Regions from separate parts of the Mus musculus genome. Here region 1 is linked to region 2. A link is a loop called in an ENCODE intact Hi-C map of the cell type or tissue named here. Cell type or tissue: left cerebral cortex. All regions are shown on one strand. Links, peaks and the distances in the headings refer to the core of each region. The heading gives the core; the rest is flanking DNA.

Evidence for each region. Hi-C counts contacts between places; a loop is a spot of excess contacts. Peaks named below come from ENCODE experiments on the same cell type or tissue, not always from the same donor. Only the 100,000 strongest peaks of a DNase experiment are listed, where the experiment ranks them.
Region 1: it touches region 2 in a loop (6-fold over the local background); 7 of 42 quality-filtered maps call a loop at or near these places.

Annotation. Positions count from the first base shown.
Region 1 is chr13:54,712,429-54,722,257 of GRCm38, forward strand. Cdhr2 (cadherin-related family member 2) reads left to right here. Exons shown (of 32, transcript NM_001033364.3): 2 at 189-251; 3 at 497-568; 4 at 1,488-1,627; 5 at 1,757-1,810; 6 at 3,198-3,284; 7 at 4,535-4,624; 8 at 5,182-5,307; 9 at 5,384-5,530; 10 at 5,625-5,700; 11 at 5,805-5,920; 12 at 6,015-6,248; 13 at 7,036-7,191; 14 at 7,281-7,442; 15 at 7,700-7,761; 1 more. The coding sequence starts at 200. Among named protein-coding and RNA genes, the nearest start is that of Cdhr2, 16 kb to the left of the region's middle. In left cerebral cortex, for the core only: a CTCF peak has its summit at 4,669 (motif pointing right); a DNase peak (open chromatin) is centred at 4,746.
Region 2 is chr13:54,793,988-54,803,816 of GRCm38, forward strand. It overlaps Tspan17 (tetraspanin 17), which reads left to right. Exons shown (of 8, transcript NM_028841.3): 5 at 1,066-1,191; 6 at 1,424-1,471; 7 at 1,979-2,095; 8 at 2,170-2,788. The coding sequence ends at 2,235. Among named protein-coding and RNA genes, the nearest start is that of Tspan17, 9.5 kb to the left of the region's middle. In left cerebral cortex, for the core only: CTCF peaks have their summits at 3,538 (motif pointing right) and 5,871 (motif pointing right); DNase peaks (open chromatin) are centred at 2,942, 3,543, 4,494, 4,948 and 2 more places; H3K27ac peaks cover 2,026 bases.

The sequences.
Region 1 (9,829 bases), core at 2,693-7,692, 80 kb before region 2:
TAAGTGTAAATTCAAGCATCCTTCCAACTCTCTGACTTCCCTGTGGAAGATGGACAGAGGGTGGCAGAGACCCTGGCAGAGCTACAGAATGAAGGACACAGATAGCTTGGGGCCAAACCTAGGCAAGTGGGCTTTGTCAGGAGGGAGGGCTGTGCCTAATTGCCTTTTCGTGACACCTTTTCTTTTAGGTCCCTTCAAGATGGCCTGGCTGTGGCTGCTTTGTGCACTGCTTCCTGCCTTCATGGTATCTGGTGAGTGCTTCCCTCCCCTGCAAGAGCAGTATTAAACTGGGGACCCCCAGCAAGACCTTGTGGGACTTGGGTCTCACTAGTGAATGCCCAGACAAAATGACCCACACTAGGTAGGCCCTGGGAGGACTATAGAAGAGTCTTGGCTTAGTTGGGTGATCTGGGCTGAAGGTTGGATGTAAGGGGGAGGCATCCAAAGGTGGTGAGGTGCAGGGTGTCCAGACCTCCTCTTCTGTGTGTCCCTACAGTGACAGCCAACTCGCCACCATCATTTGGGGTCAATATGACATTAGTAACCCTGCCAGAGGACTTACCAGTGGGTGAGTAAGGGTCTTTATGCTGAGACAGAGCCCAGCGTTTATCCTGAGATTCTCACATACCTCCTGCCCATGTCTAAGGAACAGCCCTTGAATGATCACATGTGCAGTCAGCCCTCTGCATGTATGGTTTAACAGTGCAGGTTCAGCCACCAGGGGCTAAAATACTCGTGGGGGTGGGGGTGGGGGTGGGAGGAGGGGTTGTAGTAACTTTTATTCTTGTCCTTACTTCATAAATCAACTATTTCCACCATAGTCAGTGTTACAGTCATCTAGAGGGGATTTGAAATCAGGGAAGACAGGCTTGGGTTCTACAGCAAAAGCCCCACCACTTTCCATGACGGTCCTGGGTATCCACTGATTTCAGCATCTCAGGAGTGTCCTGGAACCAGCCTCTCTGGATACAAAATCGTTCTGCTGATCCATTTGAGATTGGTTGATTCTGGGGTTGTGTAGGACAGAGGACCTCAGTCAGGACTCTTGCTCATCAGCTTGAGGACAGAACACCTCAGATAAGCATCCCTCCCATGTTTCCTTCGAGCCAGAATCATATCTTCCTGCATCGTAGCATTTTCTAATCAGAAAGGGTCTCTCTTATCATGAGATGGTCGTTTAACACAGTTTTAACAAAAACAATACAAAACAAAACCAGCCATTAAATGGCCAATGTACCTTCCAGCCAAGAGTGCGTCTTCCACAGAACACTGTACAGCCATTTCTAGTCTTACTGACGCGTAGTGCACAGAGACAGGAAGAGAGGCTCTCGGTGGTGATGTGTGTTTGTGGGGGGATTGGTGGTGATTGGGGGGGGATCAGAATCCCAGCTCTCAAGTCTCATCTGCATCTCTGCCCTGTGGGCCGCTGAATCAAACCACCCTAAAAGAGGTAGGCATGGACCCGGGTCAGCCTTGTTCATCTGTAGGTGCCGTGGCCTTCTGGTTGGTGGCTACAGACAGTGATAATGACCACCTGACCTATGGAATCAGTGGCCCAAACGCCAGCTACTTCTCCGTCAACGCGAACACTGGGGAAGTGAAGCTTGCCAGCCCTTTGGACTTTGAGGTAGAGGATGGTGGGACAGGGAAAGCCTGGGGAGAGGGAACAGGCAGGGGCGGTGCTTGGAGCCAGAGTTCTGGGAGCATGGTTGGGGTCCCCCACTGAACAGGGCTTCTTTTCTCCCTGCTGCTACAGACAGTTCCTTTCTTCAAGATCACCATCTCCACAAGTGATGGTCTCAACATCAGAGTGAGTGAAAGGAGAGAGGGGAGGGTGGCCAGGGGTGGGGCAGATGGTGCCAAGCGTCCACCTCTGACCGCGTGTCTATTTCAGGCAAGCAGAGAGTACCCCAGTTGATAGTGTTTCAGTGTTGATTATTTTCAGAAGGATGTGTTTTACCTCGTCATACAACATGACCCAGCGTTTGATATTTACTAGCTACTAAGTATTTGGATTATAAAATGACAGTGTTGGCTTGTACTAATATAACTACTGATTTTTAAAAATTATTATCTTTTACCTCATGTGTGTGAATGCTTTGCCTGCATGTATGCCCCTACACTGTGGGCATGCCTGATGCCTACAGAGGCCAGAAGAGGGCGCTGGGTCCTCTGGAACTGGAGCCGCATCAGTCATTAGTCACCACATGGGTGTTGGGTTTGACTGTTGGTCCTCTAGAAGAGCAACAGAGTGGTCTTGACTGTGTCTGTTGTCTCAAAGTTACTGTGTCTGCTCAGTGACTGGCGTAATGTTGTCTCCAAGTCTCTGCATACACCCCATTTTTTCTTTCTTTCACTGAGTGGCTCCCCCAGCCCTCCTCCTCTATCCTCCTGTTAAAGTCATGGTGGTTTGGTGGCAAAAGCCTGTAATCTCAGTGGTTGGGAGCTGAAGGCACAAGAATCTATAGTTCTTTTGTTTGTTTGTTTGTTTGTTTTGTTTTTCAAGACAGGGTTTCTCTGTAGCCCTGGCTGTCCTGGAACTCACTTTGTAGACCAGGCTGGCCTCCAACTCAGAAATCCGCCTGCCTCTGCCTCCCGAATGCTGGGATTAAAAGCGTGTGCCACCACTGCCCGGCTCAAGTCCACCTTTGGCTACTGTGTGTTTCAGGCCAGCCTAGGATAGGTGAGGCTCTGTTTAAATAAATAAAGGCAGTTAAGAGAGCAGATTTATTATGGCTCATGGTTCTGGCTCAGTGCCAAGGGACTGCATCTGGTCAAAGACTTTCTGCTGGCACTCACAAGGTTGCACAGAACATCACGTCTGTTTCACGGCGTGGGAACCCTTCAGGGTACTTTAGTTGATTCCCTTCATCGGGTACTCAGGTTGATCAAGGATTACAGTACGGGAAGAAAAAGTGCTAAACCATGCCCTGTTATGGAGCAAACACGTTCCAGATTTAAAAAACTGAATGCTTGCAACTTCACATGCACCTAATATACAACACACACACACACACAAACACACACACACACACACACGCACGCACGCATAACCATGAAGGATGGAGAGGGAGGATGGAGGAGGGAAGGGGCATACATCATACTGCTAGATAGCAGCATTTTGTGTAGCATCCCTGAAGCTATCCTGGCATTGTAAGTTATATTTTCTGACCTCACCTGGGCTTTCTCATCTGCAGACAGCCGAGATGCAAGTGATTGTGGAAGACAGAAATGATAACATACCTGTTTTCCTGAACACTGAATTCTCCACCAGCATCAATGAGGTATCTCCGGGGTCTTAGTGGGGCAGGGCATGGGGAGGGCATCCAAGATACTACTCAGTAGAGCGAGACCTGGAAACTGGTCTGGGAGGTGCAGGGCCATAACAACAGGGGCGTCTTTTTTACAGGAAAGCACTTCAGATTAGAAATCTCTCAGTTGTAGGAAAAGTACACAGAGAAAGGTGATTATCGCATATTTCTGAAGAATGGAGGTATGCTGATTTAGACAGTGTCGGTGGTGACAGTGTTACCTATGCCTGTCACATCTGCGTGACTGCTGTCTCTCTGTCACTCCATCTCTGTGTCCCTGCTGTCTCTGTGTCACTGCCATCTTTCTATGTCACTGCCATCTCTGTGTCAATCCGTTTTTCTGTGTCACTCTATCTCTCTGTCACTGCTGTCTTTGTGTCACTCCATCTCTGTGTCACTCCATCCTGTCTTTCTGTGTCACAGCCATCTCTCTGTCACTCCATCTCTCTGTCACTGCAGTCTGTGTTACTCCATCCCATCTCTCTGTGTCATTCCATCTCTGTGTCACTCTCTGTCACTGCTGTCTCTCTGTCACTGAAGTCTCTGTGTCACTCTGTCTCTCTGTGTCACTCCATCTCTCTGTCACTGCTGTCTCTCTGTGTCACTGCTGTCTCCCTGTCACTGCTGTCTCTCTGTCACTGGCTGCCTCTGCCCTGAGGTGTGCAGCCTAGTGTCTCTGGCTCTGAGCTATCTCACTGCCTCTGCAGCTTCAGCAGAAAGACTGGCCATTTCTCTGTGGTCTCAGCACACACTGGCCTGGCTTTCCATCCAGTCACTTTAGGCCACCTAGAGAGGATGCAGAGGTCTGGACTGACAGGAATCCTCAGGCAGTGGTGAGACTGGCCTCAGAGGCTAGAGGGTAGATAGAGCATGGGGAGGGTAGAGACAGGCAGCAGCCTGACTTCTGAGGGCCACTGAAACTGTTTGAGCCATGTTCTGGGAAGAATGGGAAACTTTCAGAAGCCAAGTGTGAGGGAATCCGACCGTGGCCATGGGCCATAGGGCTACAGGGAGCCTTCAGGAATATCTGAGTAGGGGAGAGCCATACCCAGGCTAGAATGCTCTCTCACTTATGGCCTTAACTGTACATCTCAGGCTCATCGGGTGTGTGTGTGGGGCTGTCCTGCTGGGCATTCCCATCTTAACCATCTGATGCCTCTGCTGAAGGCCCAGCCCAGGGTTGGGGTGGGAGGGACATACAGGTGAAAAGCCCCTTCTTACAGACCCTGCCAGTCGGTTCTGTGGTGTTTTCTGTGCTGGCAGAGGACAAGGACACAGGGACAGCCGGTTTGGTGCAATATTTCATAGAGAAGGTGAGTGTGAAGAGTCCCTGGGGCCCCAGGTGGGAGCCGGCCTCACTGTGTCTTACGTCCACCAGGGGGCAGCATCTTCACAGACAACCACAACCCTGGCTCCCCAGCCTTTTTCCGGATCATCCCCATCCCCACCCCCCACCCTCAGCCCCCAACAGGGAGAAGTCACACTTTCCCAGTTGCTGAGGGAGGACCCAATCTTGCCTCCACCCCCTTCACCAGCACTGTCAAGGCCTCCTATAAGCTAAAACACTCATAGCTCCCAGGAGAGCTTAAGGCTCAGGGAGGCCCTGGGTTCTTGCTCAAACTTACCCAGATAACTGAGGCACGTGTGTTTTTTGAACTTTTTGTACGCCAACTAAAAACTTAGTTTCAACCCCCCCCCCCCAGGCATCTATACCAGTCCAGGGGAGAAACCGAGGCTCCGAGAGATTAAGTTCCTTGGACACGTTTGTGCTCTGGCCCATGGTAGAGCCAGGATTTGACCCTATGTCTCTGCCAGTAAGGAGGAACAGTGGTGTCACTGGGACCTCACCCAACTGTTCTCTGTGTCACAGGTCATCCCCAGCACCGCCAACAGCAATAATCTCTTCCGCATCCTGGAAAATGGCTCCATTGTACTGAATGACACGCTCAGTTACAACAACAAGAGTGCCTTCTACCAGCTGGAGCTGAAGGCCTGTGTGAGTGGGGTGTAAGCAGAGCTAGGGGGCTCATCATTGTGGCACTGGCTCACAGAAGGCTTTCTTTCCCCTACAGGACTCAGGGGGAATATTGGATAACAAGCCAAAAACCCAATGCTCCCAGCCGGTCTTCGTATCCATCTCAGTGATTGATGAGCCAGACCTGGACCCTCGGTTTATCAGGGAGTTCTACTCAGCCTCTGTGGCTGAGGATGCCACCTTGGTATGTGCTGGGGGAGGTGGTATGGGGTGAGGGTGCTGGGTAGCCATGGCCGCCTGAGAAGAAGATCAGATGCACTCACCGAGCCTCCTCCCAGGGGACGTCCGTGCTGACCGTGGAGGCTGTGGACAGTGACAAAGGCATCAATGACATTGTGACCTACAGTGTCTCCAGTGAGAACCTGGGTGTCCCCTGGAGAAGGCTTGGGTGAGGCTGGGGTGGGGCGTGGTAGTCAGAGCCCCTGCAAACAGCTGCTGCAAGTGCCTCCCTCTATCAGACTCCACGAGGCCTGGGTGGTTCGACATCAGGGAAGATGGGGTCATCTTCGTCAATGGCTCCCTGGACAGAGAGCAGCTGCTTCTGGAAAACGAAGAAGTGCAGATACAGGTCACGGTGAGTGGAACTCCCCGTCTCTAACCCCTTGGCTTTTGCTCTCACTCTCTCTGAGCACCGCTCTCTGCTCGTTGGCTTCTGTTCTGCACCTCAGGCCACCGAGAAGAATCTGAACATCTACGGGCAAGAGGCCAAGGCAAGCATGTGGGTCACAATAAGGGTGACAGATGTCAACGACCACAAGCCGGAATTTTACAACTGCAGCCTCCCTGGCTGCTCCTTTAGCCCCCAGGAGGCCCAAGTCAACTTCATAGGCTACGTGGACGAGCATGCCTCTGCCCGAATCTCCATCGATGGTCTGACCATGGTGGCCTATGATCCAGACCAGGCAGGTGCAGGGGAGAGGGGAGGGACACTGATGTCGGAGGACTGGGGAAGGGGAAGATCACAGATGTGGGAGGGGAGCAGCAAAGGGGGAGGGAAGGTGGGGAAAGAGACTGATAGTGGTTGAGGTTGACGTGACAGTGAATTACAGAGCACAAGGCAGGGCAATGTGTGGGGTCCGTGGGGAGGGGAGGTAGTAATATGGTGGTAATATGGCGGGCAGCAGGGATCTACAAAGAGGAGGTTGTTGTTGTGTGCTGTTTGGTGATGTCCAGGGGAATGCTGAGGGGTGCTAAGCAGAGGCTGTGTGGAGTGGGGGTTGACATTAGGTGCTAGGCAACAGTGGGTGGTTGTGTTTCGGGTGCTGTTGGCTCTGGGTAGCCTGTGGTTTGGGGAAGTAAGGAGCCTCAGAGAAAGGTGGTGTTCCAAGTGATCTGAGTCAACCTGGAAGGAATTACCAGGAAAGGATGGTAGTGAGTGACGGGGACGGCCACGGTTCCCTGGGGCGACGACGTGGGGTGGAGTGGAGGCTGCTCAGTGGTGAGCGTAGGCTGGCGGGTGTGGTAAGCTGGCAGTGGTGAAGGGTGGGCGAGGCTGCGTTGGTACAGCTGAGCAGCCAGCCCAACTTCATAGGCCTGGACTACTGTCTCAGTCTTTTCTGACTCCCTCTGTGCATCTCACTGTCTCACCGGGCAGAGCTTCTGTGGAAGGCCAGAGCTTGGAGAGGGAGGGAAAGACGCAGGAAGGTGACGGCAGCAGCACAGTCCGTATTATATCACCCTCCTTTACAGGGCGACAATGGTACCTTCCTGCTGTCCCTGAATGGCCAGGATGCTGAAGCCTTCAATGTGTCCCCAGAGCGAGCAGCAGGGTCTGTCAGTGTGCAGGTGGTGGTGAGAAACTCAGAGATGGTGGACTATGAGAAGGAGACAGTGATGGTTGTGGAGGTATGGTGTGCTGAGATGCTGAGGGATACGGGCACCATTGGCAACTGGGCCCTTGTACCCTGTACCGATGCATGCTCTTCTGTCCTCAGGTTGTGGCCACTGACTCAGTCAGCAACAACTACTCTGTTGCCACGGTGACCATCCACCTTAGAAACATCAATGACCACAGGCCTGTGTTCTCTCAGAGCCTGTATGAACTCACTGTGCCAGAGCACTGTCCAACAGGTTATCTGGTCACTGACAAAATCCAGGTGAGTGATGTTGGCTGGATCATGCTGGGGGAGAGCTGCTGAGCAGGCCTGAGCTCAGACTGTCCCAGACTTTGTTTCATTCAGTGACACTGGGTCTCTGCGAGTGTGCGTACGATGTATCTGGGTGTGTGGAGTGTCTAGGTGTGAATGCAGACATGGTGAGCTTTGGAGCCAGGATGCACAGCAACTGTGTCAGATGGGTCTCTTGGTGACACAGATGGCCCTGTTTCCAGTGTTCTGCCATCTTTGCCTTACAGGCTACAGACCTGGATGGGGATGAATGGGGTCCTATCACCTACAGTCTGCTTCCAGGAAATGGGTAAGATCTTAAGGTGCTTGGGGGTGGGCGTGGGGGATGGGAATCTTCTCTACTTTGCCATGGGGCTGGGAGAAACAACAGAGCACCCTGAAAAAAGTACAAAGTGCCCAGCTGTGTGTCCATTCCAGAAAAACAATTGGAAAGACATTATTGGTTTTCTATGACTATAATAAAATACCCGGGGCAGGGTATTCTACAAAGAGGAAGGTTTATTTAGTTCTGGAGACTCAGAGGCGTGGGGTGTCATCCACTGTGCCCTGTGAGGACTTGATAGTATACTGAATCACATGATGGGGTCCTGTATGACACAGAGAGATCACATGACAAGATAGGGAACCAGAGGAAGGGAAGGGAAGGGACGAGGGACAACTTCCCAAAAGGTCCTACCTCCCAGAGGCTCCTGCAACCCCTGACATCATCACACACTATGGACCAAATGTCTAACACCTGGAAGCATGAGAGCACTCACAGCTGGACCAATCCACCATTATGAGTATATTGGGAATACTGCACAAGGGTCATTTATGTCTGTGTTTTCGTTTGTCTGAAATTCAAAGTAAGTGCATGTACACCCTGTCCTTTGATTGGCTTAATCTGGCCACCCCGAGCAGAGCTGACCTGTTTGAGGTGGAGCCAAACTCAGGGAATCTGACGGTGAAAAATGGCACGCTGCTGGACCGAGAGAAGCAGGCTGTGTACTACCTCACGCTGCAGGCCACTGACGGTGGCAACCAGTCGACCACCACCGCCCTGGAGATCACTCTGCTGGATATCAATGACAACCCGCCTGTGGTCCGAGGCTCCTATAACGTCTTCGTGCCGGAGGAGAATGGCAATGTCTCTGTGACCATCCAGGTTAGAGCCACACAGGACCTGGTCAGGGACCATTGGGGAGGGAACCATGCCGCCACTGCACAAAGTCTCAGCTCTACAGTGTGGCCCTGAGGAAGTTGTTCAATTTCTCTAGGCATCTATTTCCTCTTAGAAAACCAAGCGTTGTGGTTCTTATTCATGGGGTCAGCAGGGTATAATGAGACAAAGGACCTATTGTACCCTGTGCAGGGCTGGTGTGCAACAGGCCTTCACAAACAAATTGCTCTTTAATATACACATTCCCAACTCATTCCAAAATGATTCGATGTGGCTTACTTAAAAAGTAAGATCCAAGCAAGGTGTGACAGCGCACACCTTTAATCCCAGCACTCAGGGAGGCACAGGCAGAGGGATCTCTGAGTTTAAGGCTAGCCTGGTCTAGAAAGCTAGCCAAGACTGCCAGGACTATGCAGAGAAAACCTGTTTTGAGAAAAGCAAAACAAACAACCCAAGCAAACAAACAAAAACAAAGATCCAAACAAAGAACAAATAACAAGAAATGGGCGCTATTATTGTTATTTTAGAGATTTATTTCTTTATTTTATGTATATGAGTACACTGTAGCTGTCTTCAGACACACCAGAAGAGGGCATCAGATCCCATTACAGATGATTGTGAGCCACCTTGTGGTTGCTGGGAATTGAACTCAGGACCTTCGGAAGAGCAGTCAGTGCTCTTGACCTCTGAGACATCTCTCCAGCCCCAATGGGTGGTATTACTAAAGGGCCAATAGTAGCACTAAAATCCAGAACACAAAGAACACAGAGAATGAGGCTAAGAATAGCTCTCCTTTAGGCTGACCTGGAGGGACATCTTGTGAGAAGGGGCTTGTGGGTCCTGACAGGCTGTCCCTCTGTCCCTCTGTCCCTCAGGGGCTGAGGCTTCCTGTGGATGGTCCAAGGCTTTTCTGGCATTCTCAGGGCTGTAGTCCAGATCTCAGTGGACTCGCTCCTTCTCTCTCTCTCTCTCTCTCTCTCTCTCTCTCTCTCTCTCTGTGTGCCCACGTGCGCATACATGCGCACATGCGCACATGCGCACATTGGTGTTTTGCCTGCATTTGTCTGTGTGAGGGTGCCAGATCCTCTGGTACTAGAGCTATAGATAGTTGTGAGCTGCAGTGTAGGAGCTGGGAATTGAACCCATGTCCTCTGTCAGAGCAGCTTGGGCTCTTAACCTCTGGGCCATCTCTCCAGCA
Region 2 (9,829 bases), core at 1,526-6,525:
TTGTCACACCCAGTCACCTTCACCAAGATTTGGCCCTGGGGCTCAGCAGTACCCTGAAGCTGTGCAGGCCAGAGGCAATCCTGTCGCCTGCAGTTCCTTTCTCTATTCAGTATGGAATTGGGACAGGCCTGGCATACACCAGGCCCCGAGCCAGGTGCGGGGAGATTCAGTGTTTTAAAAATGTGCAGCCTGTTCCCTTCGTGAAGGCAGTGTGTTGGGGAGAGGATGCTGAACATATAAACTAGGGCTGGGGGAGGGGCAGCGGGATGGGGGCAGGAGGAGAGAACGTACCAGGGAGGGTGGAATTGGAGCCAGCAGGGTGGGGCAGCCTCTGAACTGTGTGACCTTGTCGCCAACGGTGAGGAGGGGTGTAAGGAACAGGACGGCTCTCCAACAGAGACAGCAGGCACTTGGCAGGTGACAGGGCAGGTGCGGGCTCAGCTGTGTCTGAGACCTGCACACACAAGCCACATGGCCAGGCGTCACGCCCCCGGCTGTGCTCATAGGGTCCGAGTCTACGACTAGAGCTGTCCCACACTCACCTGGGAGCCTTTGTAGCCTCACGGCCAGCTTTTCAGCAGCTGGCATAGTTCACTCGGGGCTCTGCCCTGTCCCAGGCTCTTGTGCCACAGACTCGGGCTTGCCATGGCCACATCTGGCAAGACTAGCAAGTGCATTCTGGGAGGCGAACTGGGGCTCCACCAGGATGCCAGCAAGCATTTGTGGAGTGGACTGGGATGGAAAGGGGGGTAGGGAGGGAAATCTGTCTGGGCTTCTTCTCCTGTCCACACAGTGAGTCTGAAATGCCTCGATCCTCGCAGGGCTTGGCCTTGCTCCTGACCCTCAGGGGAGTCCATGAGGAAGCCACAACCTGCAACTCAGTGCCTCACCTCTCGAGGTCTCCTTACCCACTCAGATTCTTAGGAGCTCAGGCCTGTTTACTGGGGGGAGTGGAAGCTGGCTCTCCCAGCCAGCCAGCCAGCCAGCCAGCCTTCTCCTTTGGGTGAGACTCTAGGGTTGGGCCTGGTTTCCAGCTGTTCCCTCTGGACTCTTCTCTCCCCCTAGTGGTCTTGCTGTGGTGCCCGAGGGCCCAATGACTGGAACCTCAATATCTACTTCAACTGCACTGACTTGAACCCAAGCCGTGAGCGCTGTGGGGTGCCCTTTTCCTGCTGTGTTAGGGACCCAGCGGTGAGTGGGCCCTGGGAGGAGGGAGGATCTCTTAGCAGTAGGGAGGTGCATATCAGTGTGCTCCCGTGTCCGTGAGAGAACGAAGAAGTCTGGAGTTTCACTGCAGTTGAGCAGACATGGTAAACCCAAGCTTCCGTTTGCTTTTCTGTGAAGGAGGGGCACTAGAGTTGAGGACCCGGGTGAGCCCGCTGGTATTCCCTTAGCGTATTGCTAATAGCCTGTCTCCCCTCAGGAAGATGTCCTCAATACCCAGTGTGGCTATGACATCCGACTCAAACTGGTGAGAAGGGTGGGGACAGGGTTGAGGGTAGCCTGGAGTACAGGGGGTGACATGGGGACCTCTCCTAAGGTCTTGTGGAAAGGTCTAAGGGCTTCTTCAGGGTGGAACTGGCCCTGGGTAGGTTTGAGGTATTGGGTTGCTCATTCCACTTCTGTGGAGCGCCTGCTGTGGTTGGCACCGCTCTAGACCTTGCTTGATCCAGAGCTAAGGGGTCAGTTCTGCACTCAGGGAATCGGTGGAGAAAAATGTGACATTGTAGGCTCATTAAATGGACAGTCCTGAGATAGCTCAGGTGAGAGAATTTAGAAGGTTGACAGGTAGAGTCTGAGTCAGGGAAAGCCTCTTCAGAGGAGACAGCCAGGCTGTGCAACGGCCCTGTGGCAGAATTCCAAGGAGCTGACATTGTCAGGGAGGGCACTGGAGCAGGGGTGGGCTGATCAAGGTGGAAGAGGGGCGGGGGATCTGAGCTGAGGTGGGCAGGCCGAGCTTGGTCTCGTGTCTCCTCAGGAGCTCGAGCAGCAGGGCTCCATCTACACCAAAGGCTGTGTGGGCCAGTTTGAGAAGTGGCTACAAGACAACCTGATCGTGGTGGCCGGGGTCTTGGTGGGGATCGCCCTCCTCCAGGTACAGCCTTGGCTTGCCCACCCTCCTCCTGCCTGAAGCTCTTTCTTCTTCCTCACCTGCTCTCTGTCTTGCAGATATTTGGCCTCTGCTTGGCCCAGAACCTCGTGAGTGACATCAAGGCGGTGAAGGCCAACTGGTGAGGCTGCCAGGGGTGATGGCCATGTGCCTGGCCCGTGGGGCTCTAGTGGGGGCCTCCCAGGACACTCTGCCTCGCTCACAATGGCAAGGCCTGTGGGACGTCTGTTACGACCTGAGCCGGAGGTTTTGTGACCTTGGTGCTCATTACCCACTGAGGAAACCATTGGGGACTAGACTGGGGCTGTTTGCCACAGAGCTCTGTGTCGGGGGTGTGTACCTGTGTGTGTGCATGCACACTCGTAAGTGCACCTGGAGTCTCTACCCTGCTGCTGTGAGGTGGTGGCCCTTCCAGAGCTCGTGGGGGGGGGGCAGATGGAGGGTAGGGCAGGCACCTGTGTCCCCTGGTCTACTGTGGGATGTATCTGTGTGTGGCTTAGGAGCCTGCTGTCTCAGACCTCTCCATACTCACCATGACTTTGAGCCTGCCTGGAGCTTGTCTTGGCCTCAGTGTCACAGCCTCTGAAATGGGTCCAAGAATTCTCTCTCTCGCTTGCCTCTCAGGATCACACTTGGCGATGGCTACAAACGACTCAATAAACAACACTTTGAAAAACAGTGGTGGTTTATGTTCACCGTCTTCGAAGGTTCTGTTGGCAGCGTGGCCTCTACAGAGCTCTCCAGTGAGGAGGACCCTGGCCTGAATCCAACCAAGGCCTCTTAGGTCTGGGTAGACTATGCATTTGAGACAGCCTTTCAAACAGGTATATTGCCTTAAAGGTCACATCTCCTGTTCCCCCTGGGCAATGGCTGTGTCATCTACAGTGGGACACAGAGGCAGCTCCCCTGGTCTGTTCTATGTACCTGACCGCTAGTATCTGAGAGTTGACCTTTCCAACCTCTGTAGGTTACTCCTGGCATACACCTCAATGCTGTTATGTCTCAGCCTCAAGAAAGGCATAAAGGAGCCGGGCGTTAGTGGCGCTCGCCTTTAATCCCAGCACTGGGGAGGCAGAGGCAGAGGCAGAGGCAGGCGGATTTCTGAGTTCGAGGCCAGCCTGGTCTACAAAGTGAGTTCCAGGACAGCCAGGATTACACAGAGAAACCCTGTCTCGAAAAACCAAAAAAAAAAAAAAAAAAAACATAAAGATCTGAAGAACGGGGAACTGGAGATCACCCCTAAGAGGGTACAGCTGGTGGGTCCCAGGTGTGCCTGAGGTGGGTGTCAGAATGCCCATGAGAGTGGCTGAGTGCTGGACAATGGCAAGAGGACTACTCAGTGAATGCCTGGGATCCATGAGGGAAATCCGTTTTGAGATCCGTCAATAGTTGGTTTAAAAACTTCCACACCTGCAGTTCTGCATTGTGGCCACTAGAGGGAACATGGGTACCACATTCTCTGCTGCTGATTTTCCTTCACCTCAGTACCTTCCAGCTTACCTGGGGTGGCTTGCAAACTTGTAAAGAAGCAAAGCAGCTCAGGCTTGGACAATCTAGCTGCCCAGAGGGGTAATCTGTGTCAAATGACCCTTCCCTGCTCTGGGCAAATGGAGGGATGGGCTAGTTCAAAGGTCGCCGCTCTGGTGGGCTCTGTTCTGGTTTGCTTTGGTCTCCACTGGCACTGGAGATGAGAAGGAGGGAGACACAGGATATGTGATGACGAATCTGTGCAATCTGGGTGAGGATAATGACCCACTTGGGAGGTCAGGGGAGCACGGCTGGAGCTGTTGAGACAGGTCCTCATCCACGGGTGCTGACCGCAGTCAGTTGTAGCTGATTGCAGTGGTGCGGGAATGCAGAGCTGACACCAAAAATCTTAAGAGTAGTTGGGAGTCTGCAGGCTGTTGGAAGATGGCCAGAGCCCTGGGTCCAGCTTCAGCTCTTGCTGGCGCCGCTCACGGCGGCCCCGACTACTCAGCTGTGTGTGGGTGCTTTGAGCTGGCTGGGCACCTGACAGCCTTGCCCCCTGGCACAGGCTGGGCAGAGCTCTTGATGGCCCAGCCAGGGTGGTTTGTACACTGCAATCAATACAGCTTAGAAGGTGTTGCTTTTCTCATTTCAAATGGCTTCGTTTCTCCCCCAAAGCTCACAGCACCCTTGTGAGTTGCAGTTTCCTTTTCTGATGAGGAAATGGATTCAGAGAAGGGAGGGGAGGCCGCCTAAGCCATGCAAGACACGCAGATCCTGCCACCCCCTTGTGCTGGAGTTTGGCGCGTTACACACATCTTCTTGATAGGTTCTGGTGGAACCTGTATACTGAACTAGCAACCAATGAAGGGTGTCAAGCCATTGTTGTTCCCTAAAGTGAGATCAGAATCTGTCTTAGGTGCTAGTGACACAGGAGAGAGAAAGACGAAGTCCCCACCCTGTGCTGTCTCCTCATGGTGGAGACAGATGGCGAGGAAGCAAGAGTTTCTGTGGGTGATATGTACTATAGAGAGGATGAGTGACAGCTGGAGGTGCTGGGAGAAGGTTGGGAAGGGCACCATCTCCCAGGGACCGGGATGTAGGCTTCAGCATCAGCTTTGGTAGGCTCTCCAAAGCCGTGGTGGACTTGGTGAGGGAGAACTGGAATGGCTATAAAGGTGGGAGTGGGTGAAGAGCAGGGAGCAAGGACACAGGATGTGAAGGTGCCACCACATTGATGCTATGGTGTAGGAGTGGGGACCTGGACCAGACCCCTATGAGTTCTCCAGTTTCCCACCCACTCCTTCGTGTCATCTGTCCACATCCCCCACTTGCCCGCTGCTGCTTATCATAAACACAGCACCACCCACACGGAGGCCCGAGCCAGAGCCTGGGGTTTCTAAGGCAGAGGCAGGCAGGGAGCAGTCGATAGTATGGTGAGGATGTGCTGAGAGGCACGCGATTATCACTCTGTCAACGTCAGAGTCATCTTGCTCCGACAAGATGCCTGGGAAAAATCAAGGGAGGAAAAGGCTCTCTTGGCTCACGGTTTCACAGGATCTGGTTCACTGCTGCTCTGCTCCAGCCTCTGGGCCTGTAGTGAGGTGGAACACGGTGCTAGGGAGGGCGTGGTAGAACAGACAGAATAAGGTCAGGGGTCTGGGACAAGGCATAGCTGCCAGAGACAAGCCCTAGGCCCACTCCCTCTAGCTACTCCCCCCCACCCCCCATCATATCTCATCAAGTTCTGAAGCCATCAATGGTTAATCCGTCAATGAGGCCAGAACCCTCATGAGCCTGTCATTTTTCAGAGGTCTCAGCTCTGTACACTCCTCCACAAGAACGAAGCTTTCGTTCGAACGCAGGAGCCTTTGGGAGGCCAGTTCAGATCTAAACCATAAACCACTTCTTGGTTACTCTGGGGTTGACTAGAGATCCACCTCCCATGACAGTCCATGGAGGAGCATTCTCTGTACCATATGGTCCTCACCCACAGAGGTGCCTTCCCGGGTATGCAGAAAACACAAGGGAACAGGCAGGGCTTGCATCGTGCAACCCCCTCAGGATCCACAAGGAGCAAGGCCACCTTCCTACTCTATCAGTGTGCCAAGCTGGATGTCCTGCAGAGACCTGGGGCAGGTAGCTAGTATCTTGCTTTGATTCCTGATTACCCTTGGGGAGGATGTGAGGGGGACCTTGGAGGGGCGGTACCCAAGCTGACAAAGTCCTACATTTCTGGTAAGTTAACCAAAGGATTGAAGGAAGGTTCCTTGATGGCCGTCTCTCCAAATGACCACCAGAGGGCAGCAAAGTGCAACGCATGCAGCCTAGCCCATCAACCCGGAGCTGGTGACAAGGAATCCCTTCGAAAATGCCAGGTTTGTCAATATTTCAGAAACATAAAGGCTCACCCTACTGTTGCCAAGTTCAGGCTTTGCCACCCTCTTCATGATCTCCTCCAGGGACTTGGAGGAACGGAAACTCCCAGGGACGACTCTGCTAGCGATCGGGGAGACTGTAGAGTGATATCTGCCAGACAGAGCTGGAGAATGTGACAGTAATGGTGTGTGTGTGTGTGTGTGTGTGTGTTTCACATTCTTTAGTGGGCTGAAGCAACAGACTCTACATGCACCTCTATTTGTTCAGATAGGTTTGCTAAGCACCTACTGTGTGCTGGCAGTGTTCTCAGCACTTGGAATACAAAAGGAAAGAGACACCCTACATTCCCATGGAGATGTCCAGACCTGAGGTCAGCTGACTTCTTCCTCAAGGAGCCAAATAGCCTGAGCCAGAGTCACAGAACCACAAAGGTGCTCGGTTCTGCCTTCATGACAGAAAGCAGCTCAAGGCGGGGTGTAAACAAGTATCCATGGCTGGGTTCCAAGGACATGATCTGCCGACGCAGAAACTGGAATTTGATCTAAGTTTCAGCTGTCATAAATCTTTGGCTTTCTTTTTGATTTCTTCCCCATTAAAACAGAAAATTATCTTTAGCTCTGGAGTTTGGTCAAAACAGGCTACAGATTGGATTTGCTTCACAGGCTGGGATTTTTCTGTCCCTTGGTCTGAGGATGTGGACAAAGCATTGCCACCAGGAACCAAACTGTGGGGGCCACCGATGCAGCTGCTGGGTGGGAGGGAAGGGCCAGCCTCAGCAAGTGGGAATGCAAGACCAGCCTCGGTACTTACAGAGTACGCATGAAGCCTTGGGTTTCCTCCCCAGCACCAATAAAGACGTGGAGTGGTCAGACGTGGAGTGGTCAGACGTGGAGTGGTCAGACGTGTCAGCAGGCCTCAGCGTGAAGGCGAGATGTAGTGAAGACTTTACTTTTGATCGCACAGGTAAAATGGGGACTCACTTTAGCTAAAACAACAACAACAACAAACAGCCTGATGAGTCGAAAGTCTCTTTAGGTTGCCCTCTGTTCTCCAGCCCCACATCCTGAAGGCTGTGCATTCCTCCCACAGCAGTCTCAAAATAACCATAGTGCTCAAGTCCCCTGTATCAAATGGTGGTATCTGCATCCACCCTACAGGTGTTCTTTGATTCTTTCTTTTCTTTGTAAGTGTGTCTGGGTGTTTTGCCTGAGCGTATGTATGTGCCTAGTACCTGCAGAGGCCAGAATAAGGTGTCAGATCCTTTTGATACTGGATTTGCAGCGGGTTGTGAGTGATCACGTGAGTGCTGGGAATTGAACCCAGGTTCCTACAAGAGCAGCCAACGCTCTCATTTTAGTTTAGTTTAACTGCGACATGAAGGCATAACATTGCATACATTAGTGGAATACCATGTAATGTTTAAAATGTTTTTATTAGATTTTCAATTTTTTATGTGACTATTTTCTCTCTCTCTCTGTCTCTCTCTCTCTGTCTCTCTCTCTGTCTCTCTCTCTCTCTCTCTGTGTGTGTGTGTGTGTGTCTGTGCACTGTGTACGCACTTGCTGTCTGTGGTAGTCAGAGGAGAGCATTGGCTCTCCTGGAACCGCAGTGATGGAGAGTTGTGCTGGGTCCTCTGCAAAACCAGCCAGTGCTCTTGGCCCACTCAGCCATCTCTCGGCCCCCACAGTGTGTTGATACGTGTGTATGTTACACTTGCTTGATAATTAAGTATTAGTATGCTTATTTCTTTAAACGATCCTCATTTCATTGTGCTGAAAATTTCAAAGTCCTTTTAGCTAAGTTTAAAAAGGATTCATTAGTGTGTGTGTGTGTGTGTGTGTGTGTGTGCGCGCACCTCTGAGTGCCCACAAGGACCAGAAGAGAGTAGCAGACCCTCTAGAGTGGAGTTATGGGTGGTGACATGCCCAGCGCAGATGCTGGGACCTGAACTCAAGTCCTCTGGAAAAGCAGAGTGAGGGCTCTGTTATTGGCACGAAATGGGGGAAGAAAGGATTTCTTTGGCTCATGGTGCACACTCCATCATTAAGGGAAGCCAAGGCAGGAACCTGGAGGCAGGACTGAAGCACAGACCACAGAGAGATGCTGCTTCTTGGCTTGTTATGACTTGCTCAGTCTATTGGTACCCCCTTTCCCCTTCCCGTTCTCCTTCCCTTTCTTCCTCCTTCCCTCCTTCTCCCTCCCTCCCTCCCTTCCCCTTTTCCTTTCTTTTTTGAGACAGAGTTTCTTTGTATAGCCCTGGCTAGGACTCATTCTGTAGACCAGGCTGGTCTCCAATTAAGAGCTCTGCCTGCCTCTGCCTCCTGAATGCTAGGATTAAAGGTGTGCGCCATCACTACCTGGGTGCCTATTTTCCTAGTACAGTCCAGGACCACCTGCCTAAGAGAGGCATCAGTGAGGGTGGGCAGGGCCCTCCTGTGTCAATCAGTAACCAGCCAAATGCCCAACAGAGAAGCCCACAGGCCAATCTAACAGAGACATTCTCTCAATTGAGGTTCCCACCTCTTGGCAATGTTCAGATTTAAGTCAAACTGACAAAACTAACCGGCATTAGCAGTGTGCAGTCTCAGCCAATGAGCAGGTTCTCCAGCTTCTCCCAAGGCCTCTGAGACATGTGTTATCATTGGCTCTCAGGACCTTGCTGTGTAGGACTCCTTGCTTGCTCCAGTACAATTGTAACTTGCAGCTTTGATCAGCCTTTCCCCATCACCCTACCCCGACTTCTCCAGGCTCTGAGAATCACCAATCTACTTTCAACACCCGGGACATGCGCTTTTAAAACTTCCCCACAGGAGTGAGATCAGGTGGTGCTCGTCTCTCTGCTTCTGGCTTATTTCACTTAACGTAGCAACAGCTGGCCGCTTTGTTCATGTTGCGGTAAACACAAGGGTTTTTTCCTCTTGCCCTGCAGTTCAGTAATACTCTAAATTTAATCATTTTTGCTTATTTTTATTTCCTGTGCATTGGTATTCTTCCTGAATGTATGTCTGTGTGAGGGTGTCAGATCCCCTGGAATTAGAGTTATAGATGGTTGTGGACAGCCATGTGGGTGTTGGGAATTGAACCTGCGTCCTCTGGAAGAGCAGCCGGTGCTGAGCCATCTCTCCAGCCCCCCAAATCTCATTCTTTGAAAAGATTTGTTTACTTTCTTTTATACCGAGGGGTGTTTTGCCTGTATGTAGGTGTGTGAGCCATGTGCATGCAGTACCCACGGAGGCCAGAAGAGGGCGTTGGATTTCCTGGACCTGGAGTTACAGGCAGTGTGAGCCACCATGTGGGTGCAGGATATTAAGCCCGAGTCCTCTGCAAAAGCAGCCAGTGGTCTTAACCACTGAGCCCTCTCTCCAGCTCCTCCCTTATATCTGGATGACTTATGAGATAAAGTAGATGCAGATACTATGCAAATGGTTGTTTTGTTTGAGTAAAAATGAGAAGGAAGAAAAATCTGCACGGGGCTGGCAAATGGCTCAGTGGGGAAGGCGTTTGCCATTGAGCCTGATGACCCAAGCTCGATTTTCGGAGGGGCAAACTGATTCCTGCAAGCTGTACTCTGACCCCTAAATAAATAAACATTTTAAAAGAGAAAAAGAGTGCCTTAGGGCAGATGCAGCCACCACAGGCCCGACTTCGGAGCACATCTTGGCAGCAGAGTAATAATAGTCTGACCTGTAGTTGGCTGAATTCTTAAATGTAACCTACGGACACAAGCGCACAGGGCCAGCTGTAGATCTCGCCAGGCCTTTTACGTGTGTTGAGCTTTGCATTCATTTCCGGTACCCATAGAGGTGGTTTGCTGTAACTTCTGCATGTTATAAATGCTAGAACACCGTCCCCAATTCTCTTCCACCTGCTTTC